5 separate regions of the Homo sapiens genome follow, and regions 1, 2, 3 and 5 are each linked to region 4. Evidence: chromatin contacts called from ENCODE Hi-C or POLR2A ChIA-PET data. All regions are on one chromosome and are shown on one strand. Each heading gives the region's core, a stretch centred on a gene start or an enhancer-like site at or near the end of the contact. The rest is flanking DNA. Distances are from core to core; before and after follow the strand shown.

Region 1 (5,282 bases), core at 1,518-4,017, 830 kb before region 4:
TATTCTATGAAAGTGGGTCTCCTCTATAACATTCATGAAGTAATGTTGATTTTGACTGACGTATATAAAAATAAAACTCCTAAGTTTAGCAGTATTTACTGGAGATATACTACCCAATTCATTACTAAAAATGTGAAAAAGATTTTAGTTATGTTCAAGATCCCTTCGGTGTGGCTTATTGTGAAAGTGCACATGTTTATCTCTTTTTTTTTTTTTTTTTTTTTGAGTCGGAGTCTTGCCCAGGCTGGAGTGCAGTGGCTCGATCTCGGCCCACTGCAACCTCCGCCTTCCGGGTTCAAGTGATTCTCCTGCCTCAGCCTCCTGAGTAGCTGGGACTACAGGCGCGTGCCACCATGCCCAGCTAATTTTTGTATTTTTAGTAGAGACGGGGTTTCACCATGTTGGCCAGGATGGTTTCGATCTCTTCACCTCGTGACCCGCCCGCCGCAGCCTCCCAAAGTGCTGGGATTACAGGCGTGAGCCACAGCGCCCGGCCATGTTTATCTCTGTTTATGTACTTTTTCATTTGTTTTTCACAGTCTTGCTCTTTTTAAAACAACAACAACAACAAAAAACTTCTAGAAATGAGGTCTCACTATGTTGCCCAGGCTGGTGTTGAACACCTGGGCTTAAGCAATCCTTCCACCTTAGCCCTCCACCATTACTTCTAAAAAATAAAACCAGGGTTATGAAATTGTTCTGGTGGGAAAAGCTTGAAGTCTCTAGTCTTCTTGCTTTCATGGTGCTGGGTGCCCAGGATGACTATTTGCATAGGATTTGCCAGATGAGCATGTGGAAAGGCCTGTCTTCACAGGTGTGCCCCTAACTTTGCACCTTCCTATCAAGGGATGCATTGTTGAACGGCTGCAGAGAGAGCTGTACCCAGCCTTCACATTTAAAAGAATATGGAAAACTCATTACTTATGACATTGCCTGAGTTCAAATCCTGGCTTTTCCACATACTAGTGTGTGCTCTTAGCCAAGTTATTTCTTCCATTGTTTATTAAAATATAACTGCTGTTTTTAAATGAAGTCATATATACACATGGTCAAAAACTCTGACAACAGGATCTGGCGAATCTTTCTCAGAAATTTTCTAGGAATGTGTCACATATTTCCTTTTTTTTTTTTTTTTTACATAAATGTACCATACATAATGTTCTTTTTATCTTTCTTAACACCTCTTAGAATATTATCATTTTCTTACGGGCTTCCTAGTATTTTTGTTTGAATGGATGTATCTTATTTACTGAAACAGTCCTGTTAACAAACACATAGGTTGCTTTCTGGTTGGAGTTATTACAGAACAATCTTTGATGAACATCTTTGAACACTTGTACAAGTGTTTGACAGGATAAATTCCCAGGAGGGCTGCTGGGTCCAAGGCTACGGTCATTTTCGATTTGAATAAGTATTACCAAATGGGCAAGTTATTTAAGTGATCCCTGAGTCGCTCTTCTTTGTAAACAGTGGACAATAATGAGTTTCTCAAATGTTTCTTATAAGGATTAAATGAGATGGGGATGTGGAAGCCTAGTATACAGCAAGCAGGCCGTCAATGAATGTTGGCCTCCCAATATTTTTTTTTACGGAGAAAGACAACTATTTATGCATATTATGATGACTATAGCTTAACCATGAGCTCAACAAACACAAAAATTCACAGAAAATTCTGCAATACCGTATCTATTTTAAACCCCATTATTGAATATAACTAGTGAAATCTCAGGTCAAATAGAATGTATTTAAGAAGACACAAACTTGACATTAAACACCAGAGATTTACATTTGATAGTTGTCTCTTCTTACAAATATATCCCTCATAATAATAAAAAAGCACTCCACTAGTATGCCAATTAAGACACATCTTCCAGTCGTGTTTTGTCCTTGAGTGAAAAATCTTGCTGCTCAATTCAAGTCATTCGTTTATTCATAACACCCATATATATATCTCCAACTCTGGAAAGAAACACTGACAGAAAGATGGAAAATTTTAGAGACCTCGTTTCCACTTCAGAGAGCCTGTTGTCCCCCAAACCTCTCGGGCCCTCCGGTATTTTTAAGCTTATCAAGATTCCAGAATGAGGTTAACGGGGCGTCACAGAACGAAACCCCCCACCGTCCCGTCCCAGGGGCTTCAAGCCAGGACCCCGGCCTGAGGGAGCCTCCGGGCAGGAGGAAGAGGCCCAGGAAGCCATCGCTCCGCTCCTTCCCAGCTGTTTATGTGGTACTCAGGGTACTCGGCCAAGGGCACGGCGACCCCGCAACACCCCAGGCGTGGGGCAAAGACAGCGGGGTTGCGGGGCTCCTGTCTGCCCGGGGCGTCGAGAGTTCCTGCCGCCCCCTCCCGCCTCATGCACGGAAAGCGCCGAGCCACGGCGTGCGGCGCCGGCCGAGCGTGAACCGGAGTCGGGGTTCGGCTACCCCGAGCGGCTCTGTGGGCCGCGGATCGCTTCCCCTGGGGCGGCCACGCAGGGTTGCGGGCCATGGCCTGGGGCGCCCGTCCGGACCCCGCCGCTGCGCGGGACGCCGCTCCCAGCCTCGACCAAGGGCGCCCGGGGGCGGCGGCGGCGGCGGCGGCGGTGACTGCCCGGGGCGGCGGCGCGGCGCGGGGGCGGCCAGGAGGCGAGGAGGCCGGGCCGCGGCCGAGGGCCCAGGGCGCGCTTCCGGCGGGCGTCGCGCGCGCCGCGGTAAATGGGAGGCTCGGCCGACAGGGGCGGGGGCCGCGCAGCCGGGGACTTTCAGGAACTGCAGGAGCGTGCGGCGCGGGAGTAGCCGAGCGCCCAGCGGCTGGGCCTGAGCGTCGAGACTCGGGGCCGAGGCGGAGGAGCGGCCGCCGCGCCGGGGCCCAGCCGGAGCCGCCGCCCTCGCCCTTGCCTTTGCCTGCGCGGCTCAGAATCACCATCCGCGGCGCGGGAGACGAGCCGGCCGTCCCGGGCCGGGGGACCCGCCCGCCATGGCCACCAAGGTGAGGGGCGCGCGGCGCAGGCCGGGCCGGTCGCTCAGGCCCGGGGCGGCGCGGAGAGGGTCGGGGCCGGGGCCGCGGGGAGGGTCGGGGCCAGGGGTGGTCGAGGGGCCACTCCGCTTCCTCGGTGGAGTCCCCGGGCGGGTCCGCGGCCCAGCCAGTCCCTTCTGGGCATGGGTGCGGCGGGCAGTGCAGACAGACCACCAGGATCGCACCGGGGGACGGCGTCGGGTCTGGGCGCGGGTTGGGACCCCGGGCGCAGCGAGGTTTGGGAAGTTTGCACCTGAGCGTGGGCTGCGGCGGGCTCGCCGGGAGGGGCCGCGGGACGGAAACTTCCCGCAGCCCGGGGAGGCCCCCGAGGCGACTGGCGCTCTGTGGCGTCCGGCGTCCCCGCCGCCCCCACGTCCCCTCCCGCTGCCGCCTGGGGGACCCTCGCCCCCGCGGGGCGGGTGGGGGTCGAGACCTCGGCGGAGAGGACGCGGCGCTTCCCGTCCCGGCCTGCGGGGGCTCGCGGCCGGGGAGGGACCGAGGCTGGGACGCCCCGCGCCCCTTTGCCTTCGCTGCTGTTATTTTTTTCTTTTGTTTTGCTACCTTTTCATTGTGAATGGCATTGCCGGCATGAATAAAATATCAAGAGGGAAATGACTGTGCTTTCGATTACGTGTTTGCCTGAAAAAAGGCCCAGGCCCGAATTACGTGGTGGAACTTTGACTCCTGCTTCGTCATTGGCTAGGAGCGGTGGTTTGCTTGTTTTACGTTATTGTTTATGAAATTAGCAGTCACTCTTGGCTACCTGAATTTTCAAAAGCCACCCTCCCCCGCTCCTTTTCCTTGGGCGTTTTCAGTAGTTACTTGATGTAGAATAGCCACTGGGGAAGTCACGGTCACGGAAGGGAGGACCTGGGGGAGGAGGCTCTATACCTGAGCCATTAACTGATCTGTGATACACTGTGAGGAGTGGGTTTACTTTTGCACTTAGTTTTTGTAATGTCACTTTGTTAGCATCAGCACCCCTTTGTCTATTTGTTTTTGAGATCTCTGAGCTACTTTTGGGTTGCTAGAAACGTTATTTTTTATTTTTCGATAGGTGTTTGCTTTTTTTGTGGAGTGTTAAGGTAGAAAATGGTAAGAAATGTGAAATCTCTTTGAAAGATCAGCATTGCTTGACTTCGGTCTGCTAGATGTTGTGCTGTGGTAAATTTTGTGCTCTGAATCCATCTAGGTGCAGCGTTTGTAGAGAAATGGGGATTCTCCTCCAGGGAACCTGTTGCTGCTGTTACTGAAATAATTACCTTCTTGTTAATATATTATTGCCTGTGCTGTGCTTTGGTTTTATTAATGCGATAGAACTTGCCACCTTTTTAACGTATTAATTTTGTGTTGACCTTTTTAAAAATAAAACTTAGGCCAAGGATTTCTAAGGAAATTTGATTTTGAGGTTTGTTGCCAGACATTCCAGAAATTACCAGTTACACATCCTAGTACATGCTCATCTTGCAACCTTAAAAGCGGTTTATAGGCCGGGCGCGGTGGCTCACTCCCACCTGTAATTCCAGCACTTTGGGAGGCCGCGGTGGGTGGTTCACCTGAGGTCGGGAGCTCGAGACAAGCCTGGCCAATATGGTGAAACCCTGTCTCTACTAAAAATACAGAAATTAGCTGGGCGTGGTGGCGCGCGCCTGTAGCCCCAGCTGCTCTGGAGGCTGAGGCAGGAGAATCGCTTGAACCCGGGAGGCGGAGGTTGCAGTGATCCGAGATCGCGCCACTGCACTCCAGCCTGGGCGACAGAGCGAGACTCCGTTTGAAAAAAGAAAAGACGAGACTCCGTTTGAAAAAAGAGAAGACGGTTTATGACATAGAGATCTGTCTAGTGGTGGTCAGTGTGTTTTTACACTCTGGTCTACTGAGGCATGTTATCTGTACTGTCCTTTAAGTGGAATGCAGTTTAGCAACTAGTGCAGGTATATATAGTGAAATTTTTATTTCATAGTTAATCCTGAACTTAATTTTTTTCCAAAAAATCGAAAAGTGGTTCTTGTATATTAATCTCGAATTGCATGTGTCTTTGATTAAACACGAGCCTTAAAGCATGCGTAAGGACTTCCTACTTCGTTATCTACACCACTCCAAAGGCAAATTCCAGTAGTTCTGTTAGTTTCTTTCGGCTGCCTAATCACTGTTCCACATGGTGCTCATTTCCATGTTTACATTGTGACAAACCATTTCCATTTTAAGAAAAAGAAGAGCAACGAAGCAGTTATTAAAAGAAGACCCTTCCTTTGTTTTCTGACATGCTGGTGATTCTTGTGTCAAACCA
Region 2 (5,305 bases), core at 1,441-3,940, 810 kb before region 4:
TACAGGCATGAACCACTGTGCTCGACCAATAATTTTTTTTTTTTTTATTCAACAGTCTCTCTCTAGAATTTATACTGTAAGTGAAAATGCATGTATATTTTTCTATCCAGAGAATTTACAGTCTAATGGAGAACACAGACACTTAGATATCTTCCATTAGGTGTACGGTTGCTGTGGTAAAAGTATGTATACATAGTGTACAGTGAGATAGCTCAGTATTTGGAGTCAGAAATGAGACCCTCTGACCTGTTTCCCTCCATTTAGCCATTGGAAACTTAAGAGTAAAAATAAATGTATATCAATAAAGAGCCATAGTGTGAAAATTTTATGTAGAAGTGCTAAATATTCTGACATTATGTTACTCATGATGTAGAAGAGGATCATTTCTCTAGTTTAGGGAATGGTGTTAAATACTTGAAGGCATGTTTAGTTTGAGGTCTCATTTAAAGAGCTCCTATTTTAGTGACTGACCTTGCAGGACAGAAAGTACATTTTAGAGAAGTGTAAATGTCCACTTTCCCTGGTTGTACTCTAAAATTTTATCTGGCACTGGTTAAACTAAGCCACTCTTAGGAACCAGTGAACATTCGAGGCAAGTAGTCTGTGCCCAGGCTTGTTCTAAATCCTTTGTGGCCGAGGACATAGCGTCTTGGAATGGTTAAAATGGATCTGCTCCTTTTGATTTCCAGGTAAGCTGTTGTTTGATGTGTTTTGTTTACCTGGTTTGCAATACCCAGAGCTTATTCTAGAGAAGGGATTCCCAGCTGGTGAATTGTCAGGGGATCTTTAACTCTTTAAAATGTATATAGATTCGGTTAATAAAATACAGGTTTACTTAAAAACGCTGGACTTCATAGTACCTTTTTGGTGTTAGGTATCAATGAATTGTCCTTGTGTATAATTACTGTTATATGTGTGTGGGGATGTATATATGTAATGAATTAATGTTGAGGTCATTGGCATTCCTCTGTGATTCATTATAGCTGTTACATAAAAGCCTATTTCCCCTATTAGTGTTTTGTTTCTCTTGAATTTTATATTTAGAATAAAAGAGAAATTATGTCTTTTATTAGAGATGCAATGAATGAATAAAATTAGTTCTACCTGATTATGAAGCATATGTATTTTCATGTAATGGTGATATAGCATAGAGATTAGGAGCCTGGGTTCAAATCCCAGTCCAGTTATTAATACATTACTTTGAAAAGTTACTTACTGCTTCACTTTCCTTATCTGTAAAATACAAATAATTGAATGGATTCAGGTGTGAATTCCATTGCACAGTCCAAGTGGGGGAAAAATTATAATTTTGCTTTTCTGTAATAATTTACAACAAATTACATCCCCGTCCTGCTGGGGAAGCAGACCTATAATATTTTAGTTCCCAGGCCACCGCCTCTTGCCCAGGGTGAAGCATAATTTGAGGGTGGGGATGGTAACCTAGTGCCATGGCCTTGAAGGTGTGACCCCATCTTGCCCTCCAGTCTCCTCTTTAGGCCTTTCCTCCTGCCCCTCAGTTTAGTAACTCTCTCCACCACTTCCTTGCTGTGCTGCTTGAGGACATGGTAACCACCTTGCTGGTTGTGCGCAGTATTGGGGCGTGAATCTCTGCAAAGCTCAGACCTTTCTGTCTTAATGTGATACATAGCTGTTTGGATTCTCCTATCCTCTCCGGTTGTTTCATGGTTTCACTAGGGTTCTGAAAGCAGGTGAAAAAAAACAAGAAAGCCTCACTGGGAAGGTGACACTCAGGTAGAGATCTGAGGGAAGGTGGGGGTGTCTTTGGATCTCGGGAAAGAGCAGACCCTCAGGCTGGTGCTTGGGGTGTCTTTGGATCTCGGGAAAGAGCAGACCCTCAGGCTGGTGCTTGGGGTGTCTTTGGATCTCGGGAAAGAGCAGACCCTCAGGCTGGTGCTTGGGGTGTCTTTGGATCTCGGGAAAGAGCAGACCCTCAGGCTGGTGCTTGCACAGTGAGGCCAGAGCTGAGGGAGCTCAGGGAAGAGGGGCTGCTCCCCAGGCTGAGGAGGCCCAGGCGACCACGGGGGCTTTGACATTTATTTGGCAATAAAACCATTGGAGGGTTTTCACCACACCCAAAATGACTGACTTTTACAAAAAATACTTTCTTTCTTTCTTTTCTTTCTTTTCTTTCCTTTCTTTCCTTTCCTTCCTTCCTTCCTTCTCCCTTCTCTCTCTCTCTCTCTTTCTTTCTCTTTCTTTCTTCTTTCTTTTTTAAAGAGTTGAGCTTGCCTTTATTACCCAAAGCTAACTGCAGGAGTTAACAGTCAGTTTGCTTTGATACTGGATTTAAGCCTTATTTTATCCCTTCTTAAAACTTAATTGATTGTATCTTATTAAAGCCACACTAGGAAAATCCTGTGCTCCATTTAAGTCAATCAGTAAGAGAGCTTCAGAAGGATTGACACAGTATCCTTCTCTATATGAGGAATACCCCAGTCAAATCAGCTGGGAGAAAAAACTTTGTAAAGAAATTTTTAAAAACCTCTATTATTTTGCATTCGAGATTTTGTCTGATAGAAAATTTCAGATTATGTTTCCTGGATATACTGAAAGTGAATACAAACGGCTCATCAGACCATTTGGCTGTTACCGTTATGCTGTTCACTCGACTGGTGGCCACATAGACATAAGCAAAGTACTTGCAGACTGCTGGATTTCTGACTGATGAAACCATTTCTGATCAGCGACTCACTGCATTTCTCTTCCGATGAGGGTCACTGTTTGCAGGGTGTCTGGTATAAACTTCCTGAAGCCCCAGCAGTCTTGAGAGCAGCAGTAGAAGAAAGCAGCTGGAACCCTGAGAACTGGGGCAGAATGCTGTTATGGGCTAAGAAGAAATGGCATCATCTTGGCTTAGAATTTGGAGATTCAATGAATCTTTATTCTTTCATGGTTCCATTAAGTGATTATTTTTAATATGAATTAGATCACTGGAATTTCATATTAGTCATGCTGAAAAATTCCACATCTGTGTGTTTTAATTTAGGGTCTTCAAGATGAAGGGCATCCCCCAATGATTAGGAGAGGCACAAGATAGAAATACAGATTTTATTACCTACAGGCCCTGGGAGTACACAGCAATCCTGGAGGTCACACACAGGATGGTCAGGGAGCTTGAAGGTCAGGAATTGTGAAGGGAGAGAGAGAGATTGAGACCTACCTAGAGACCCATGGGCCTTCATGGGGTCCAAACAGGTTTCCCCCAGGGAGGTTTAATTGGTTCCAGGAGGTCACACTGTGACTGCACAGCCCATGTGGGGTGTGGGGATCGGGGCCAGTGAAGTAGGCTGTGTGTAGCTTTCCCATGGGGAGGTGGTTGCCAGGAGGAAGTTGTCTAAGGCAGGTATCTGTATTAGTCATGTTGAGGAACTGGGAGGAGGTGTAGAACTGCACCCTCTGCCATGTCCAGGGTGACAGAGCCCTGCTTCTGCTACGACAAGGTCCCACTTATCTTCAAAGTGCATGCTGAGGCAACATAAAATGATAAGAATTTACTACACTGTGACTTTTAAACTATCATCTCAATGGTTTGGCATGATTCAATATTTTCTATTTTAACTTTTTATTTATAAAAATTTTAAACATGGACAAAAGTAGAACAGCACAGTGACACTCCCCTGTGTACTCATCACCCACCTCCACAGTGATCCTGGCCCGTTTTGTTTCCTCTAGCCTCCCCTCCCCTATTTTCCCCTTTCCTCATTATTTTGAAGCAAATTCCAGACATCGTTTCATGATAAGTATTTTAATATATATCTCCAAAACTGTAGACTTAAATAACTGTAATTCCTGTTATACTTAAAAATTCAGAATACATTCTTAATATCTTCAAATATCCAGTCTGTTGGTAGGCAGTGTAAACATATTCATAAATTAAGTTTGCTGTATCTATTAAGTTGCTTGATAGTATTAAGGTGAGAACAGTGCCATCTCTTACTGGTTGACATTTGTATGAGTCTGCCCATGTTAATGTAAAACAGATTTGCCACAGGTAATGTGACCATACAGGTAACATAATCTAACAGTTAAAAAATATATGCATGTCTTGCTTTTATCTTGTTGACTCCAGTGCTCTTATCAAAATCCTCATGATGCAACTGCCCAATGGGTTCACCATCACCACTGCCTAGACAGAATCGATTTATCAAGACAGGGGGATTGCAATGGAGTAAGAGTAATTCACGTAGAGCTGGCTGTGCGGGAGACCTGAGTTTGTTAGTCAGTCTCCCCGAGCATTTGGGGATTGGAGTTTTTAAAGATAATTTGGTGTTTTTAAAGATAATTTGGTGGGTAGGGGCTTGGGAAGTGGGGAGTGCTGATTGGTCAGGTTGCAGATGGAATCTTAAGGGGTTGAAGTTAGGTTTTCTTAATGTCTTCTGTTCCTGGGTTGGATGGCAGAACTGGTTGGGCCAGGTTACTGGTCTGAGTCCATCAAGTGCAGGGTCTGCAAATATCTTAATCACTGATCTTAGGTTTTACAATAGTGATGTTATCCCCAGGAGCAATTTGGGGAGGTTCAGACTCTTGGAGCCAGAGGCTACATGACCCCGAAATTGTAATTTCTTGTAGTTATTTTGTTAGTCCTGCAAAGGCAGACTGGACCCCAGACAAGAAGGGGGTCTTTTCAGGAAAGGGCTGTTACCAATTTTGTTTCAGAGTCAAACCATGGATCAAATTCTTTCCCAAAGTTAGTTCTGGCCTGTGCTCAGGAATGAACAAGGACAGCTTAAAGGTTACAAGCAAGATAGAGTTGGTTAGGTCTGATTTCTTTCAGTGTCATAATTTCCTCAATTATAATTTTGCAAAGGTGGTTTCAAGGAGATGAAGCCTTCTAAGCCTTTCTGTACAGCTTAGGTGGTGCCAGCAATGGGAGGATGCTTAGGACAAGGGTTGAAGAATTGACGAAAATGAAAATTGAAAAAGAAATATAGCTGACCCTTGAACAATGTGGGGGTTAGGAGCACCGACCGCCTGCCCAGTTGAAAATTAAAGTATAACTTTCGACTCCCCCAAAACTTAACTACTAATAGCCTGCTGTTGACTGGAAGCCTTATAACGCAAACAGTTAACACATATTTTGTATGTTATATGTATTACATACGGTATTCTTACAGTAAATTAAGCTAAAGAAAATGTTATTGAGAAAATCATAAGGAAGAGAAAATATATTTACTACTAAGTGGAAGTAGAGCATTAGGCCTTCATCCTCATTGTCTTCACATTGAGTAGGTGGAGGAAAAGGAGGGTGGAGTGGCAGAAATAGAAGAAACGGTGCATGTAAAGT
Region 3 (5,876 bases), core at 1,325-3,824, 770 kb before region 4:
GGAAACCAGATGACCATTAATTGGTAGCTTTTTAAACATTTTCCTATCAGGTTTGCCCATTGCTTTCATTTTCTGAATGCGGGTAGGAAGATGTGTGCTCTGAGGTGAGCTGCTTGGGAGGCTCTGATTGCCTGTGCTCTCTCCCAGGGTCGGTTTTGTTTTGAGAGCGGGAACCTCAGAGAAGCTGGGCCTCTCTCCTGTCCATCAGGCCCATGGGCACATCCCCTCTCAGGCATGCATCTCTTCAGCTTGGCACACTCTGCCAACTTCTGAGCCAGTGTCTCTTTACTCATCTTAGCATCAGTAAGTTTAAATTTGACTCTCCTCCCACACAAGCAAGTTGAAGCCCCACATTCAGTTGGTTATCCAACTTCCTGAGTGTCGTATTTTTCTTTAAGTATATCTTTTTAAAGATCTCTTTGAATAACTTATTTCGAGCCTGCTACTCTTTCCTTGACTTTGTATTCTTAATCTGTGCTGCATTTCAGAGTAACTAGTTCATAAATGTATAACCTACTATGTAAGATAGCACTTTCTTTTGGTTTTTCTTAAAACTCCTAATTTCAGGTTGCTTGGGGGACCCTTTGGTTCTAGATTCTTACTGAGTAGTCTCAGGTGAGCAGAGTTGCTGGTGTCAAGGCAGTGTTGCTGCATCCAGGTCCCTGGCCCACTGTGATTGCTTTCCTCTTTTGGTGGTGAGAAAACGCTTTATCAGCCAAAACGCAGTTCAGCTTGGCTGCAGTTTAGACTAGAATTGTCAGTGTGAAAGGAATATGATGAGTTGTTCTTTAAATGGACTGAAACAGTTTGATTTGGAAAATTATAAAGCTGTTTATTAAACTACTTGGAGAAAATAATAGACAGCATTTTTTTTATGATCTTGGAATATGGAAGCCCACCATTTTTTTTTTTTTTTTGAGACGGAGTCTCGCTCAGTCGCTCAGGCTGGAGTGCAGTGGCGTGATGTCAGCTCACTGCAACCTCTGCCTCCTCCTGGGTTCAAATGATTCTCCTGCGTCAATCTCCTGAGTAGCTGGGACTACAGGTGCCCGCCACTACGCCCAGGTAATTTTTGTATTTTTGGTAGAGATGGGGTTTCACCATATTGGCCAGGCTGGTCTCAAACTCCTGACCTTGTGATCCGCCCACTTCAGCCTCCCAATTGCATCCGGCCTATGGAAGCCCTTTCTGAGACTGACAGCACAAAGTCTAGTGGCCATTAAGGATATAATTGATACATTTAAGTAAACAAGTAATATTAAATTAGCAAAAATACTTCTGACTTATGACGGATACAGGCTAATTCCATTCATATACATACACTCTTGCTAATCTGTAAGAAAAAGATGAAGAATTCAGAAAAATAGGTAAAGTGTATAAACAGGCTGTCCTTTGGTGGGGGAAGGTACTAATAGTTAATATACTTGGGAAAATGCTCATTTTAAGATTCTTCTATCAAACTAGCAGAGAATGAAAACAGTTTAAAAGCTAGTGTCATACAGGTGTGGTCAGACAGGCAATGTCATACAAAGCGAGGGAAAGGATAAAGTGATGAAGCTTTTCGGGGCTGGTTCGGTAATGTATATGAGTATTTACAATGCATATCTCTAAGGCCCAGCGGTTCTGAGTTCCTCCTGCAGATCTGCTCGCAGAACGCAGGTTTCTGGGCAAGAACGTTTCCTACGGCATTGTTTGTAACAGCAGAAAACCGGAATGTAAATGTCTGTCAGCAGGGGACTGATCAGATGAACTATAGGCAGCCACGCAGTGGAAAGCTGAGCTTCCCTTAGGGAGAGTGAGGGTAGATTTAGATGTACAGATAGAGGTATGATTTTTTTAAAAGGCACCTCAGTATGGGTAATGTTATCTTTCTTGTGTTTCAGTGCACACACATACACACACACCATAGATGCAAAGTGTGTAGAAAATGTATTGAAGGATACCCAGGAACTGAATCAAACTCTCTTCATTTTCTTATTCAAATACAGATTTTATATTACCCAGATAAGGACAACCATTTTATTACCTTTGAAAAGAAAGCATAGTTTTTAGTGGTTAATATTAGTTTCATTATTAGTTACTTATCGGTTATTTCACAGTTTCAAGAGTATTTCACGTTAGTGGCTGAACCACTAGAATGAATGGACCAGCTGATGGGAATGAATCTCAATTGTTAAAAATCTCTACTCCTGTGTGTGCTAGTCTTGTTTTTCATCAGTTATTGTTGTTTAGATTACATCACTGCTGTGATTCTGAAAAGGTTTCAGTATAGATCTTAAACTCTCAGATTACTGCTTCTTTAGAGTACTTACTTTTGAGAAATTAATAGAAAGTTTTTGTTTGTACCTTTCTAAAGAATGAGAACAATGAGGTTTAAAAGCTACTTAAAAGTTCTGTAAACCTAGATGTCTTATCTGAAGGTTTTCTACTTGAGAGGTTTGTTTTCTGTCTCCTTCAAATACTAGAAAGATGTGTATACTTGGAATAAAGCTGCTTTTGTTTTGCTGAGAGCCCTTCTGGCCTCTGTCACATGCTCTCCCTGGCATCTCTCTGTTTTTCTGTTTCACACCCCGCCAGTCCCCAGGTGAGTGGTGTGGTGGGAAGCATGTAAGCTTTGCTGTTAGATCCAGGCTTGCCAGTGCGGCTCCACTGTGTAAGAATTGTGGCTTTGGCATAAGACCTGCCTCCTGAACCTCCTGAATAGTCAGTGGATTAGGCCACCAATATAAAGTAGTGCCGGACACATGGAAGATATTTCATAAATATTTTCCTTCTTTTCCCACTTCTTCCCTCCTTTAAAAGGGGGTCTTCAATCCACTTACCCTTTTGTGTTCCAGCCTCTCTCACTATTCTACCCTCTCTAATCGTGTAGATTCCCTTATAAAGTGTCTCTCTAATCTTGAATTTTCTCTTTGATTTGCCCAATTTCTAGCTTTTTGTTGAACAGTTCTATCAGCATGTCTCCTTTGTATCTGAAATTCATCTTCAACCGAATCACTTATTTCCCCACAAAACTAGTTTCTCTTCCTGACTTTCCTGTTTCTGTTTCTCTGAAATGTTACTTCTTTCTGTGCCCTCTTTTTATTCTGCTTTAAAACCCTAACCGAGTGCCATCGTGAGCCACAGTTATTGAGAGGCGTGCTCTGCATCCTTGAGATGTGGAAAGAGGGAACTGATTGAGATCCATTGTTCTAACAGATTTCCTGTCTTTTCTCTCCTCCTTAAGAGGCAACCTAGCTTGGTGTCAAGGCAGTGAGTTTAGGAGCCAGACTGTCTAGGTTTTAATCCCAGATCTCACACATCCTATGTGAATCAGGGTAAGCTGCTTAGCATCTCTGTGCCTCATCTGTAAAACCTCATGGGATTTTTGGAAAAAGTAAATGAAAAAAGAGTTCTAAAGTATTTAGAAGAGTACATGGTACTTAGTAGTGGTTTAATAATTGTTAATTATAGTTATCTCATATACCACTGCTTCTAAAACAAGACATTAAGGACAGGCACACTTCATTTATTGCCCTTTGCTTTATTGCACTTGACAGATAATGCATTATTTACAGATTGAAAGTTTTTGGCACCCCCTGCATTGAGCAAGTCTATGGGCGCCATTTTGTCAACAGCATGTACTCACTTGGTGTCTCTGTTTCACGTTTTGTTAATTCTTGCAATGTTTCATACTTTTTCATCATTATTATATCTGTTTTGATGATTCATGATGAGTGATCTTTGATGTTACTATTGTAATTGTTTTGAGGCACCACAATGGCGAGCTTAATTGACATGTTTTATGTGTTCCGCCTGTTCTACCCGCCAGCCATACCCTCGTCTTTCTCCCTCTCCTTGGACCTCCCTATTCTCTGAGACACAACCGTATTTCAGTTAACCAATTATTAACCCTGCAGTGGCCTCTAAGTGTTTCAGTGAAAGGAAGAGTCGCATTTCTCTCACTTTAAATCAAGAGCTAGAAATTATTAAGCTTAGTGAGGAAGGCTTGTCAAAAGCTGAAGCAGGCCAAAAGCCAGGTCCTCTTGAGCCAAACACTTAGCCAAGTTGTGACTGCAAAGGAAAAGTTCTTGAAGGAAATTAAAAGTAGTAGTCCAGTGAACACTTGAATGATAAGAAAGTGAAATAGCCTTATTGCTGATAAGGAGAAGGTTTGAGTGGTCTGGGTAGAAGATCAAACAGGCCACAACATTCCCTTAAGCCAAAGCCTAATGCAGAGCAAGGTCTTAACTATCTTCAATTCTGTGAAGGCTGAGAGAGGTGAGGAAGCTGCAGAAGAAAAGTTTGAAGCTAGCAGAAGTTGGTTCATGAGGCTTAAGGAAAGAAGCTGTCTTCATAATATAAAAGTGCACGGTGAAGCAGCAGGTGCTGCTGTGGAAGCTGCAATACATTATCCAGAAGATCTAGCAAAGATTATTGATGATGGTGCTGCACTAAACAGATTTTCAGAGCAGATGAAACAGCCTTCTATTATTGGAAGAAGATGCCATCTAGGACTTGCACAGCTGGAGAGGGGAAGCCAGTGCCTGCTTCAAAGTTTCAAAGAACAGGCTGACTCTCTTTAAGGGGCTAATGCGGCTGGTAACTTTATGTTGAAACCAGTGCTCGTTTACCATTCTGAAAATCCTAAGGGTCCTTAGAATTATGCGGAATCTACTCTGCCTGTCTTCTGTAAATTGAATAGCCAAGCCTGGATGACAGCACATCTGTTTGCAATATGATTTACTGAATATTTCAAGCCCACTGTTGAGACCAACTGCTGAGAAAAAAAGATTTCTTTCAAAATATTACTGCTCATTGACAATGCCCCTGGTCACCTAAGAGCGCTGATGGAGATGTACATGAAGATTGATGTTTTCATGCCTGCTAATACAGCACTTATTCTACAGCCCTTGGATCGAGGAGTAATTTTGACTTCTAAGTCCTATAAGAAATACATTTCGCAAGGCTATGGCTGCCATAAATAGTGATTCCTCTGATGGATCTGGGCAAAGTACATCGAAAACCTTCTGAAAAGGATTCATCGTTCTGGATGCCATGAAGAACATTCATGATTCATGGAAGAAGGTCAAAATGTCAACATTAACAGGAGTTTGGAAGAAGTAGATTCCAACCCTCATAGAAGATGTTCATGAAGGAAGTAACTGCAGATGTGGTAGAAATACTAAGAGAACTAGAATTAGAAGTGGAGCCTGAAGATGTGACTGAATTTCTTCAACCTCATGATAAAACTTGAACAGATGAGGAGTTGCTTCTTATGGATGAGCAAAGAAAGTGGTTTCCTGAGATGGAATCTATTCGTGGTGAGGATGCTATGAACATTGTTGACAACAAATGATTTAGAATATTCCATAAACTTAGTAGATAAAATAGCAGCAGGATTTGAGAGAATTGATTCCAGTTTTGAAAGAAGTTCTACTGTGGGCAAAATGCTATCAAACAGCATCACATGCTACAGAGAAATCTTTCATGAAAGGAAGAGTCAATTGACATGGCAGACTTCATTGTCTTGTTTTAAGAAGTTGCCACAGCCACCCCAACCTTCAGCAACCACCACCCTGATCAGTCAGCAGTCATGAACATCAAAACAAGACCCCCCCGCCACCCCAGCAAAAAGGGTGCAGCTTGACTAGTGGAAGGCTCAGATGATCGTTAGCGATTTTTAGCAATAAAGTATTTTTAATTAAGATATGTATTTTTTATACATAATGCTCTCGCACACTTATACGGTATAGTGTAACCATAACTGTTATGTACACTGGGGGACCAAAAAAGTCCACATGACTCACTTTAACGTGATGGACTGGAACCAAACCCTCAGCATTGCTGACGTATGCTTTTATGTCATCTCCTTGTTTAAGAAACTTCAGAGTCTC
Region 4 (5,306 bases), core at 1,219-3,718:
TGCCCAACTGATGTAGTCTGTAGGGCTAAGGAATTTAAAATCGTTAAGACATTTGGCAGTTCACCAGATGCCATTTCCAGCACCTTCCATCTGCCACGAATGGATGTCCATCAGAAGCATTGGAGCTCAGACACCTTTACTCGTAACTGCTCATGAATCTTTGGCATTCTGCCATATTTTAGAATAATGTTTAGTTTCTATGCAGTAAGTCAGTGGAGTGAATCTTAGGTTTGTTTTTCAATTTGGAGGTTAGTGATAGGTTGGCAGGTTTGCGTGCAATCACCTTTCTTTTCTGGAGTCAAATTTCTTGAATACAGACTGTGGGACTGGAGCTGCCAATACCTTTATTTAGCAAGTGTGGGCCTAATAATCATAGCAATCAATGAACTGTCACATCAATAAATAACATCAATAATATCCAGCAGTGGCTGGGCGCAGTGGCTCACACCTGTAATCCCAGTACTTTGGGAGGCTGAGGTGGGCAGATCACCAGAGGTCGGGAGTTCGAGACTAGCCTGACCAACATGGAGAAACCCTATCTCTACTAAAAATACAAAATTAGCCAGGCATGGTGGTGCATGCTTGTAATCCCAGCTACTTGGGAGGCTGAGGCAGGAGAATCGCTTGAACCCAGGAGGCAGAGATTGCGGTGAGCTGAGATAGCGCCATTGCACTCCAGCCCGGGTAACAAGAGCGAAACTCCGTCTCAAAAAATAAAATAATAGGCCAGGCGTGGTGGCTCACGCCTGTAATCCCAGCACTTTGGGAGGCCGAGGCGGGCGGATCACGAGGTCAGGAGATCGAGACCATCCTGGCTAACACGGTGAAACCCTGTATCTACTAAAAATACAAAAAATTAGCTGGGTGCGGTGGTGGGCGCCTGTAGTCCCAGCTACTCGGGAGGCTGAGGCAGGAGAATAGCGTGAACCCGGGAGGCGGAGCTTGCAGTGAGCCGAGATCGCGCCACTGCAGTCCCGACTGGGTGAAAGAGCGAGACTCGGTCTCAAAAAAAAAAAAAAAAAAATAATAATAATAATAATATCCAGCAGTGTTGTTCTGCTATAATCTGCAGCCCTTCATAGTCCAAATGCCATCCTGTGGATTTTCCATTTTTTCCTTTCTTCCCCTGTGCCAAGAAGTGTGTTACTATGAGATCATGCTGAGTCAAAATAATAGTAACAGAAGAAGACGATGAGGACGAGGGTGCTGTTGAAACACTCATGGCTGAGGAATTTAATGTTGTAAAGGAAAAGAAACTCTGGCTGACACATATCTAAAGTGAGAGTCCTGTGCTGAGAAAAGCTAAAGAGATTAGCTAAGAAGTGCCTATATTTAGATCTGCTATTGAGCTGGGAAGCGGAGGCACAGTTGTGCTGAAATACCTCTGTACCCCATGAAACAGTGGCTGCTCTGAGCTTCTTGGGTCCCTCTTCCTCTCAATCCTGGTGACTGCAGCCCCTTCCCTGGGACCTCATCCCCAAGATCCAATAACTAAAGGATAACTCGTGGTATAGCAGGGCCTCCGCTGGCATTTGTTCCAATGGGTAAATATTCATGCTATAGTAGTTATTAAATAGTTTGGTGCTCAGTTCTGTGTTTGTGAAAACACTACACACTACATCAGCAGAATAGGCTAGGTTAGCTGCAGAAACAAATGGCCCTACACTCTCAGTGGTTGATGACAGCAAACATTTATTTGCCACTCACACTCCATGACCATCAAGGATCTTCCATGGCTCTGCTTCATGTCTTCTCCATGCTGAGACGAGGTTGCTGGAGCAGCCTGTGTCTGGAGTCATCAAGGGAAAGAGAAGGGAAAGAGAATGAATGGTGGCCCCAGTACTGGCTCGGTAGGTGCCAAGCCTACGTGGCACGTGGCACCTTTGCACACACTTCATTGTCTTATTGCTCTCCAGAGCAAGTCCTTGGCCATGCCTGAGTTAGCAGGGCAGGGACACTTCACGGTGCTGAGTAATACTACCTAGTACACGCACAGCATTTTGAAGGTTCCCCTTGGTGATTTCATTACAATCTTCATCGCTCTTGGCCTGGCTGTCCCCCTTTCTTGTAAATTATTCTTGAGTTAATAGCTGTTCTTTGAGATGTGGTTAGTCATTTACACTGAAGTCAATGTGAAACCCTTCACAAATGTGAGAACATTTGAATATTTGAAGGCTGTAGTCTCTGTAGGGAGTTTCCTTAGGAAGGGTGAAACATTTCACCAGCATCAGCCTGGTCTTTCCTCCAGCTAAAAATGTAAAATGTTGGCATAGAAGAGCTCCTTGATGTGGTTTTGGGGTGGCTTTGCTCCCTGGGTCCCTAGTGATGTGGGAGTAGCCACCGAGGCATGTAAGGCTGGCCACACAGGGTGCACTGCGTCAGCCTGTGCCCGACAGGAAGGGAAGAGAAATACGTCAGTTACTCTAACAAGAAGAATTGACTTCCTTCTCTGCAGAGCCGGCTCTGGTCTCTTCTCTTGAAGCAGATGCGAAGGTAGGATGAGAAGGCATGGCTGGCCGTTGCAGCAGGTCGTTTTAGGAGTGGGGGAGTGGGGTGGGTAGAGATTATAGTTATTGTAACTTTTCTTAAATTTATGACATTGAAAAGGTAGGAAACAAAACATAATAAATTAGATAAAAGATATCTTGTAATTTTATTGAATAACATACATTTAACATTTGAGATAATAATGATTTAAGTGATATGGTGGAAGTGACTTCAGAGTTAATTAAAAACCAAAACAAAACAGAAAAACACTATCCAAAAGCTATATGGTGTGATTTTTTTTTTTAAAGGGTAGAGTGTCATTTGCTTTCTTCTTTGGTTTGCAAATTCTTATACTTACAGTTTATTACTATTTTGCTCTCTCTGAATCGACTTTATTGTTTTGATCATCCGTAATTTCTCGTTTGGAGGTGGAACATAAATATCATTTTGGAATTATAAAAAAGTTAGCTAGGGTCTAATTTAAATTTCTTTTAATTAAGCTTCCTTAATCTCTAAATTGCTTGGTAAGAAAGAGACTATGAGAGGAAAGTGCACATTAGATATTAAAGATTTATTAAATTAGAATTGGGCTGGGTGCGGTGGCTCACGCCTGTAATCCCAGTACTTTGGGAGGCCAAGGTGGGTAGATCCCTTGAGATCAGGAATTTGAGACCAGCCTGGCCAACATGATGAAACCCCATCTCTAAAAAAAAAAAAAAAATACAAAAATTAGCTGGGTGTGGTGGCAGGCACCTGTAATCCCAGCTGCCCAGGAGGCTGAGGCACGAGAATCACTTGAACCTGGGAGGCGGAGGTGGCAGTGAGCCAAGATCCTGCCACTGCAATCCAGCCTGGGCAACAGAGTAAGACTCCGTCTCAAAAAAAGAAAAAAAGAAATTAGAATTGGTGTAGAAAAGATTATTTAGCCAAGATAGTTGGAGATTCTAACTTAGCTGCTTTGCCTAAATGAAGCATAAGGTTTTGGAGTTAAACAGACCCAGTTTAGAGTGTGAGTTTAGGTAAGTTACTTAATCACTCCAAGACTCACTCTCCTCATCTGTAGAATGGGTACATTTACTTCATAATGTGGCAATAAGGATTAGTAGAGATAATGTATGCAAAGTACTTAAACTATCTGGTTCAGAGTAAGAGCTAAATAAATAGTAGCTGTTGGCACAACAGAAAGCATAACAACAATTGTGAGTAGTACCTAGAAGGATATAATAATATTAATTCTCGGCCGGGTGTGATGGCTCACGCCTGTCATCTCAGCACTTTGGGAGGCCTAGGCGGATGGATCATGAGGTCAAGAGATCGAGATCATCCTGGCCAACATGGTGAAACTCTACTAAAAAATACAAAAAAATTAGCTGGGTGTGGTGGCGGGCGCCTGTAGTCCCAGCTACTCAGGAGGCTGAGGCAGGGGAATTGCTTGAACCCGGGAGGTGGAGGTTGCAGTGAGCTGAGATCGCGCCACTGCACTCCAGCCTGGTGACAGAGCGAGACTCCATCTCAAATAAATAAATAAATAAATAAATAATAATATTAATTCTCATTTCTTTGCTCTTCCATACAAAGAGGTCAAGTTTAAAGTATGAATGCCATGGCTTCCTATTTCAGTCATGAATTCCTATTTCTGATTCTAAAGTAATATTTTTTGTTGTTTTTGGGTGGTAAAAGGCTCCCCGAATGAGAAAGAATACTCGGAATCAGCGGTGAATTGCAGTGATCTTTCAGAGAAAGCGCCTGTTCAACTTTGTCCTCTCTCAGGTAGGCTTCAAGTTTTATAGATTCAAGCCCACGTGTGAGTCTTCTAATGTTTTATTTATTTATTTATTTATTTTTATGTATTTTTATTTTTTTTTATTTATTTGAGATGGAGTCTCACTCTGTTGCCCAGGCTGGAGTGCAATGGCACGATCTCGGTTCACTGCAACCCCTGCCTCCCAGGTTCAAGTGATTCTCCTGCCTCAGCCTCCCCGGTAGCTAGGATTACAGGTGCCTGCCACCATGCCCAGATAATTTTTGTATTTTTAGTATAGATGAGGTTTCACCAGGTTGGCTAGGCTGGTCTCAAACTCCTGACCTCAGGTGATCCACCCACCTCGGCCTCCCAAAGTGTTGGGATTACAGGTGTGAGCCACCGAGCCCAGCCTGTTTATTTATTTACTTATTTTATTATTATTATTTTTTGAGACAGAGTCTCACTCTGTTGCCCAGGCTAGAGTGCAGTGGCTGCAATTTCAGCTCACTGCAAGCTCTGCCTCCCGGGTTAACACCATTCTCCTGCCTCAGCCTCCGAAGTAGCTGGGACTATAGGCACCTGCCGCCACACCTGGCTAATTTTTTTGTATTTTTAGTGGAGACAGGGTTTTAACATGTTGGCCAGGATGGTCTCCATCTCCTGACTTCATGATCCACCTGCCTCGTCCTCCCAAAGTGCTGGGATTACAAGCGTGAGCCACCACGCCCGGCCTTATTTATTTTTTTGAGACAGAGTCTCGCTCTGTCACCCAGGCTGGAGTGCAATGGCGCGATCTCAGCTCACTGCAACCTCCACCTCCCAGGTTCAAACAATTCTGTCTCAGCTTCCCGAGTAGCTGGGATTACAGGTGCCCACCACCATGCCCGGCTAATTTTTGTATTTTTAGTAAAGACAGGGTTTCACCATGTTGGCCAGGCTGGTCTCAAAACTCCTGACCTCGTGATCCACCCACCTCAGCTTCCCAAAGTGCTGGGATTACAGGCGTGAGCCACCGCACCCAGCCGAGTCTTCTAATGTGAAGTAGAGATATCTGAGGGACCTGAAACTTGTACAA
Region 5 (5,583 bases), core at 1,151-3,650, 670 kb before region 4:
GTAGGGCAACAGGGGGTGGGGATAGGGTGGCTCAAACGTTCAGTGCATGTCTCCCCTACTTCCCCTCTTTGTTTCCTCTGATAACCTGTTGGGGTTCCTGACTCCCTCACCCACACCACGCTGAGCTACATTTCCTGCTGTGGCTTACTCTGGGGCTGGTGGAGTTGGCTTTTGCTTCCTTCCCCATCTCCTCCCCTTCCCAATTCCCTACCCTCCAGGCATTATACATCTCAGAGAGGGGAAGCGCCCAACTCTCCTGCCGCAGATGGGCCCACCCCTTTGCCCAAACGCCGCTGGGGGTTTAGGTGTCTGAGCCAACCTTTTCCTTGAAGGCCTCAAGGTCAGTTGCTCCATCTGCGAAAGGTGCCTGTGCCTGGGTACCCTTGGTCTATCAAGCCAGTGCGCATGTGAGGAAGCTGCTCCCTCTGCCACCCAGGTGGGCTGTCCCACCTGAAACCAGACAGCAGAGGCCCCAAAACCCAGCAGGCTCTTGGCTCACCCAGCCATTTCTCAGAGACGGAGGAACAGCCACTGTAGTTCCTTGAGTCTGAGACGTGCATTTTAACATTGTCTAAATCAGGGCAGAGATGACTATTGGTGGCATGTTCTAGTTTAATTGGAAGTTTTTTTTTTTTTCTCAGTGGTACATAAAATAGTGGTTCATTTTACAGTTGATGGTGACTTGGATTCTATAAGCTGTGAGGCTCAACTGCTGGTCCTGACTGCAGGAAAATTTCTAAAATAGGTATGGCATGCCACTGTGCAGGACTTTAGACTATATGATGCTAGTTAGGAAAGAGGAGAGAGAGATAAATGGAAGACTGGGTCCCCTCCCTAAGGCCTTACCACTCAATTTGCAAAACAGGGCTAAGAGAAAACATAAAAACACTTCTCAAGCAACATATGAGTAGGTGAGAACTGAAGTCTGTAAATCTGGGTGTTATATAAGCACTATTATCTGGGACCTCAGCATTCCAGGAAAGCTTCCTGGAAGAAGTGAGTTTCAGGTCAAAAAGTGGGCCAAAGGCTGATCTGCCTCACTGAATGGGCACACTGTTTTCATGAGGTAGTAATGTTTCCATCTACACAGAAAGAAGCTGCTCGGACAGCTGATGAGCATCATGCCTGGGATATTGAGCACATCATGCTTGACCTGGGCAGAGTTTGTGGGCAAGGAAAGGGGCTAAGGGTCAAGATAATCTCTGCTGGGGTTGTTCAAATTTATTACCCAACCATCACCTGAGAGGTTGTCCCCTGAGGATGGCTTGTCTGGTCATTACTGAATGTCTGCAGGGGCATGGCAGTGTTCTGCTTGGCTCTGGGGGCTCTGCCCTTTCTAGGACAAGTCCCAGAGACAAACAGCTTGGCCCAGTACAGCAGAATGGGGTGAGAGAGGAACTGAGTTCGTTTGCGGGCAGGATGGAAACAGCTGATGGAGGCTTCTCGGGCCATCCTCACGTACCCATCACAAGCGAAGGGAATTAAGCCGCCAAACCACCCCAAAGAGTGACTCCAACTCAGCCCTAAACACCCATACCCACCCCACCTCCCCTGCAGCTCTGACAGGCCAAGCCTGGGCGCTAGAACCCCGCGCCAGAAGGCCGGGCCACACACTCCAGCGTACACGCGCGGACACGTGCCGGTGTCCAGAGCCGGTGGGAGAGGCGCTGTCACCATCTGACAGGAGAGGAAGGTGGAGCGCAGAGAAGTCAGGGTCACGTGGTAAGTGGGGGTCGTGGTCTGGGGATCACGGCTCCAGGTCTCTTCGCGACAACGCACCGTTGACCCCCAACACCTCTCCCTGGCGGGGTCGGTGACCGCAACAGCCTCCGGGATAGAACGCTAGTGAAAGGTAACCTTTCTCCAGCCCGCTCCACGCGCTCCGCACCCGCTAAGCGCCTCCGCGAATTAACTCAGGCCTCCGCGCCGAAGTAGGCGCAGTTATGACCCCGCTTCCCCGCAGGGAGACCGAGGCACGCAGGGTCGAAAGGACTCGTCCAGGGTCGCAGGAGCCGACCACACAGGGAGGCGCAGCGCCCCCGGCGGGAACAGTCAGCGGGTCCAGCCTGGCGGACTCCCGGGCCGGGCTGCCCATATAAGGCTGCGGGCGGCCGGCATCGCAGCCAGGCTCCCGGGGTCGCCCCGCGCGGGGCATCCTCCTCCGCAGCGAGGAATGCGTGGCATCCGGGAGGCTCTTCCGCTCCACGCCCGCCTGCGGGGAGCCTCAGCCCCGGGGCGCGGCCTCGCGCAGCTGCCTGGCCGCTGGGGGGAGCGCGGGGCCGGGCGGGAGGCGGCGGCGCGCCCTCACCTGCCCCAGGCTGGGGAGGCGCGAGTGGGGAGGAGGAGGAAGGGGAGGAGGCCGGGGAGGAGCCTGGCGCGGCGGGAGCGGCGGCGCAAAGTGAAACTCTGGCAAGTTGCGGGCGCGCGGGGAGCTGTCGCGGGCAGCGCGCCCTCGGGAGGACGTGGCCCCGGCCCCCGCCCGCAGTGGGCCCGACCCTCATGGCCCTGAGCAAAGGGCTGCGGCTGCTGGGGCGCCTGGGGGCCGAGGGGGACTGTAGCGTGCTGCTGGAGGCGCGCGGCCGCGACGACTGCCTGCTGTTCGAGGCCGGCACGGTGGCCACGCTGGGTGAGTCCGGGCCGGGGGCAGCGACGCCCGGAGGAGAGGGCGCCCGCATTCGCCCAGCCTCGGGAAGACGGGTACCCCCCCTTCCCGAGGGGATCGGGCGGCGCTGGGACTGCCGGGGCGTAGGGGTCGCGCGCAGAGGGGTGGCTGTTTGAATGAAGTGGGGCTGGGGACTCGAGAGAGCACTCTGGCTGGGCCGGTGGCGCACGGAGGCCGGCCGCCCCTCCACGGGGATCTCCGGCCCGCGCCGCCAGAGGATATGGTTGCTGGATAGCCGGCTGGGGCGCTTTGCGTATTCATGAGGATCCCGGGGTGTTGACTTAGCCGGCCTGACCCTGTGCCTGGCGCCTTTTCTTTTGCACCTGTTGATGAAACCAGTGATTGCCCTTTGGTTTGTGTTGGCGGCTCCACTCCTGGAGGGGATGGGGACAAAAGCCCCAAAACATAGGCTCTGGAGAAACCGCTGATGGCAGCTTTGTCCCACGTAAATACTTGGTCGAGAAGCATCGGTGCTGCAATTTATAGAACTTGTAAACAAATATACCATGACCTTTATGCTGTCTTAGATCCTGCCAAGCCAGCGAATTTCACCTATGGACTTCAGAAGCCTTGAAACTGGCATTGTGCTATGGGCTTTAGTACGTGATCTCACTTAATTCTCACAATTCTACTAAAAAGCTATTATTATCCCCATTTTGCAGATGAGCAAACTGAGGCCTAAAGAGGCTAAGTTGCTTGCCAAGGTGACACCATCCACCTGACTTTTATGTGGCTGTTTCTGTAATGTCATTCAATGCGTGGCTTCCTGGTATCGCTAACCTGGGTCCCTTGTTTTGTGCTAACCATTATAAGGAAAACCTGGGTAGCACCAAAGCACGTGAAACCAGGTCTGATTGTTAGACTTCTAAATGTGGACACCCGAGAGTAAGCTCCCACCACTAGGCGTCCAGCTGTAACAGCTTGCCGGTATTCCTAGCTAAACAAGGTGCAGCCCGGGGTCACTCGTACTTGAGGTGGTCGGCAAATGCAGCAGGCTGCTTTGTAGATGCCTCTAGCCTTCTTTTCACATTTGTATGCATCGACTCCCGTTCGGATGTATGTCTTGGAAGGACTATCTCTCCTATTTCTGATTCCCTAATCATTTCATTAACATGCATTTATCCAGCTTGTTCTCAGTCACTTGATTACTGAAACAATGTCTCCAGTAGTCTCAGCATCAAAAGTAGGCAGTGAATTGTAGATTAAGTTATTTTCAGATTATTCTAATTTGTGCTGTCCTGAAGAGTCTAAGTTTGGTTATTTGGTGTGGCCTTGAAAGAAAACCACAGAAATTTCCATTCCATTTTAGATGTCTACTTCATACCACATTTATCGGAAGCGAAAGAGTAATTTCATGGTACAAAACTACTGTTTCATCAAATAGATTAAGATGTCCTTCAGTTGGATTACGGCAACATTAAGCCAAGTTCATACACATTCAAGAATTCTTTGAAGCAGCTTAGAAAAAAGAGATTTTATTTTTTCAAAAGTGAAGATTTAAAAATGATTAATGACAGTAATGTAGTGCATATTTTCCATTAGGAGCTGAAGTTTGGGCTGAGATTTACATCACGGTGGTGATTACAGTATACCAGATTTTAGAACAGAGAATGTAAGAAAGGAATTGGCTCGTCTTCAACTCATGTGCAGTCCACATTTGTCATTTAACCTAGCATTCATTTTTCAGTAGAAAACTTTAAAAAAAAATTTTTTTTTTTTTTGAAACAGAGGCTTCTTCTGTTGCCTAGGCTGGCATGCAGTGGCACAGTCACAGCCCACTGCAGCCTCAACTTCCCAGGCTCAAGCGATCCTCCTGCCTCAGCCTCCTGAGTAGCTGGGACTATAGGCACATGCCACCATGCCTGGCTAATTTTTTCTCTTTCTTTTCTTTTCTTTAAATGGGGTCTTACTATGTTGCCCATGCTGTTCTCGAACTCCTGGGCTCAGGTGATCTTTCCGCCTTGGTCTCCCAAAGCGTTGGGATTACAGGCATGAACTACTTACTGCGTCTGGCCTGAAAACTTAATTTTTTAAAGTCTGTTTTGTTTAAGTAAAATGAAACTATTTTTAAAAAGCAGCTGTAGCATTTGGTGGCTTTGCTGGTCCAGAGAATGTTTGTAGGAGAGAGCCTTATGTTACTAGAAAGTTGTTTAAAACTTTCAACATATCCTAAATGCATCACTATTGGATAAAATGGCTCTGAACTTGAAATTCCCATCTGTGTTCCAAAGGGCTAGCTAGCTGTTTTACTTTCCTTTCTTGGAGAAAGTGATTATTTTTTTTCTTTTTTTTGAGATGGAGCTTCACTCTTGTTGCCTGGGCTGAGTGAAGTGGTGCGATCTCGGCTGACTGCAACACCGCCACCCCCACCTGGGTTCAAGTGATTCTCCTGCCTCAGCCTCCCCAGTAGCTAGGATTACAGGCACACGCCACCATGCCTGGCTAATTTTTGTATTTTTAGTAGAGACGGGGTTGTGCCATTTTGGCCAGGCTGGTTTCTAACTCCTGACCTTAGGTGATCCACCTGCTTTGGCCTCCCAAAGTGCTAGGATTACAGGCGTGAGCCACCATGCCTGACCCGAGAAGGTGAATTTTTACAAGAAGGCTGCAATCTCTACTTTTGTATGGGACAGGACACTTGTGGCAGCTGGCGTAGCTGGTGGTCTAATCTTGACCTTTCACCCTTTCCTTGAAGTTCCGAGTCGGGGGTAGCTTCCTTTTCTCTTCAGCTGTGGTTTTCCTGTGATGGGTCCCTCCCAGTTAGTAATGAGAGGCTGAGAGACAAGTTGTGGTAACTGCTTCGTGGGTAGTGGTCTTTCCCGGCCCCTGAGTCATTCTAACTTCCATCCTGCTCCGCTGCGGATGCACATAGCTGCTTTCCTAGGGGCGAGAGGAGATGAGGGGACTGGGCCTGATGACCA

The links. A loop is a pair of places that touch in the nucleus more often than their neighbours do. ChIA-PET counts read pairs that join two places held with the same protein, here RNA polymerase II (POLR2A). Pooled maps may share reads with other maps.
Region 1: a loop to region 4 is called in a map of B cell, with 6 times the contacts of the local background. The contact joins the promoter of SNX9 here to the promoter of SYTL3 in region 4. A Hi-C loop is called at or near these places in 1 of 168 maps with a recorded cell type or tissue (B cell), 3 of 37 single-sample maps with no recorded cell type and 14 of 50 pooled maps. POLR2A ChIA-PET finds 5 or more read pairs at or near these places in 1 of 52 experiments (CD4-positive, alpha-beta memory T cell).
Region 2: a map with no recorded cell type shows a loop between it and region 4 (3-fold over the local background). The contact joins the enhancer-like site here to the promoter of SYTL3 in region 4. A Hi-C loop is called at or near these places in 3 of 37 single-sample maps with no recorded cell type and 5 of 50 pooled maps.
Region 3: a map of naive thymus-derived CD4-positive, alpha-beta T cell shows a loop between it and region 4 (4-fold over the local background). The contact joins the enhancer-like site here to the promoter of SYTL3 in region 4. A Hi-C loop is called at or near these places in 2 of 168 maps with a recorded cell type or tissue (both naive thymus-derived CD4-positive, alpha-beta T cell), 1 of 37 single-sample maps with no recorded cell type and 7 of 50 pooled maps. POLR2A ChIA-PET finds 5 or more read pairs at or near these places in 1 of 52 experiments (activated naive CD4-positive, alpha-beta T cell).
Region 5: a loop to region 4 is called in a map of naive thymus-derived CD4-positive, alpha-beta T cell, with 4 times the contacts of the local background. The contact joins the promoter of SYNJ2 here to the promoter of SYTL3 in region 4. A Hi-C loop is called at or near these places in 1 of 168 maps with a recorded cell type or tissue (naive thymus-derived CD4-positive, alpha-beta T cell) and 9 of 50 pooled maps. POLR2A ChIA-PET finds 5 or more read pairs at or near these places in 2 of 52 experiments (activated CD4-positive, alpha-beta T cell and activated naive CD4-positive, alpha-beta T cell).

The regions. Positions count from the first base shown.
Region 1 is chr6:157,820,479-157,825,760 of GRCh38, forward strand. SNX9 (sorting nexin 9) reads left to right here and starts at 2,768. Exons shown (of 18, transcript NM_016224.5): 1 at 2,768-2,968. The coding sequence starts at 2,957. RefSeq lists a silencer at 2,577-2,896 and an enhancer at 3,547-3,596.
Region 2 is chr6:157,838,286-157,843,590 of GRCh38, forward strand. The region is part of intron 1 of SNX9 (sorting nexin 9); the gene reads left to right. Among named protein-coding and RNA genes, the nearest start is that of SNX9, 18 kb to the left of the region's middle. RefSeq lists an enhancer at 3,325-3,474 and a silencer at 3,992-4,286. Within about 2 kb of position 2,691, at least 6 of the 41 ENCODE cell types and tissues checked have a DNase peak (open chromatin) inside an H3K27ac peak, as active enhancers do.
Region 3 is chr6:157,877,531-157,883,406 of GRCh38, forward strand. The region is part of intron 4 of SNX9 (sorting nexin 9); the gene reads left to right. Among named protein-coding and RNA genes, the nearest start is that of SNX9-AS1, 12 kb to the right of the region's middle. Within about 2 kb of position 2,575, at least 2 of the 41 ENCODE cell types and tissues checked have a DNase peak (open chromatin) inside an H3K27ac peak, as active enhancers do.
Region 4 is chr6:158,647,586-158,652,891 of GRCh38, forward strand. It overlaps SYTL3 (synaptotagmin like 3), which reads left to right and starts at 2,469. Exons shown (of 18, transcript NM_001242394.2): 1 at 2,469-2,493; 2 at 4,168-4,257.
Region 5 is chr6:157,979,463-157,985,045 of GRCh38, forward strand. It overlaps SYNJ2 (synaptojanin 2), which reads left to right and starts at 2,401. Exons shown (of 27, transcript NM_003898.4): 1 at 2,401-2,626. The coding sequence starts at 2,500. RefSeq lists enhancers at 1,637-1,686, 1,651-2,166, 1,707-1,896, 1,917-1,966, 2,167-2,682 and a silencer at 2,087-2,666.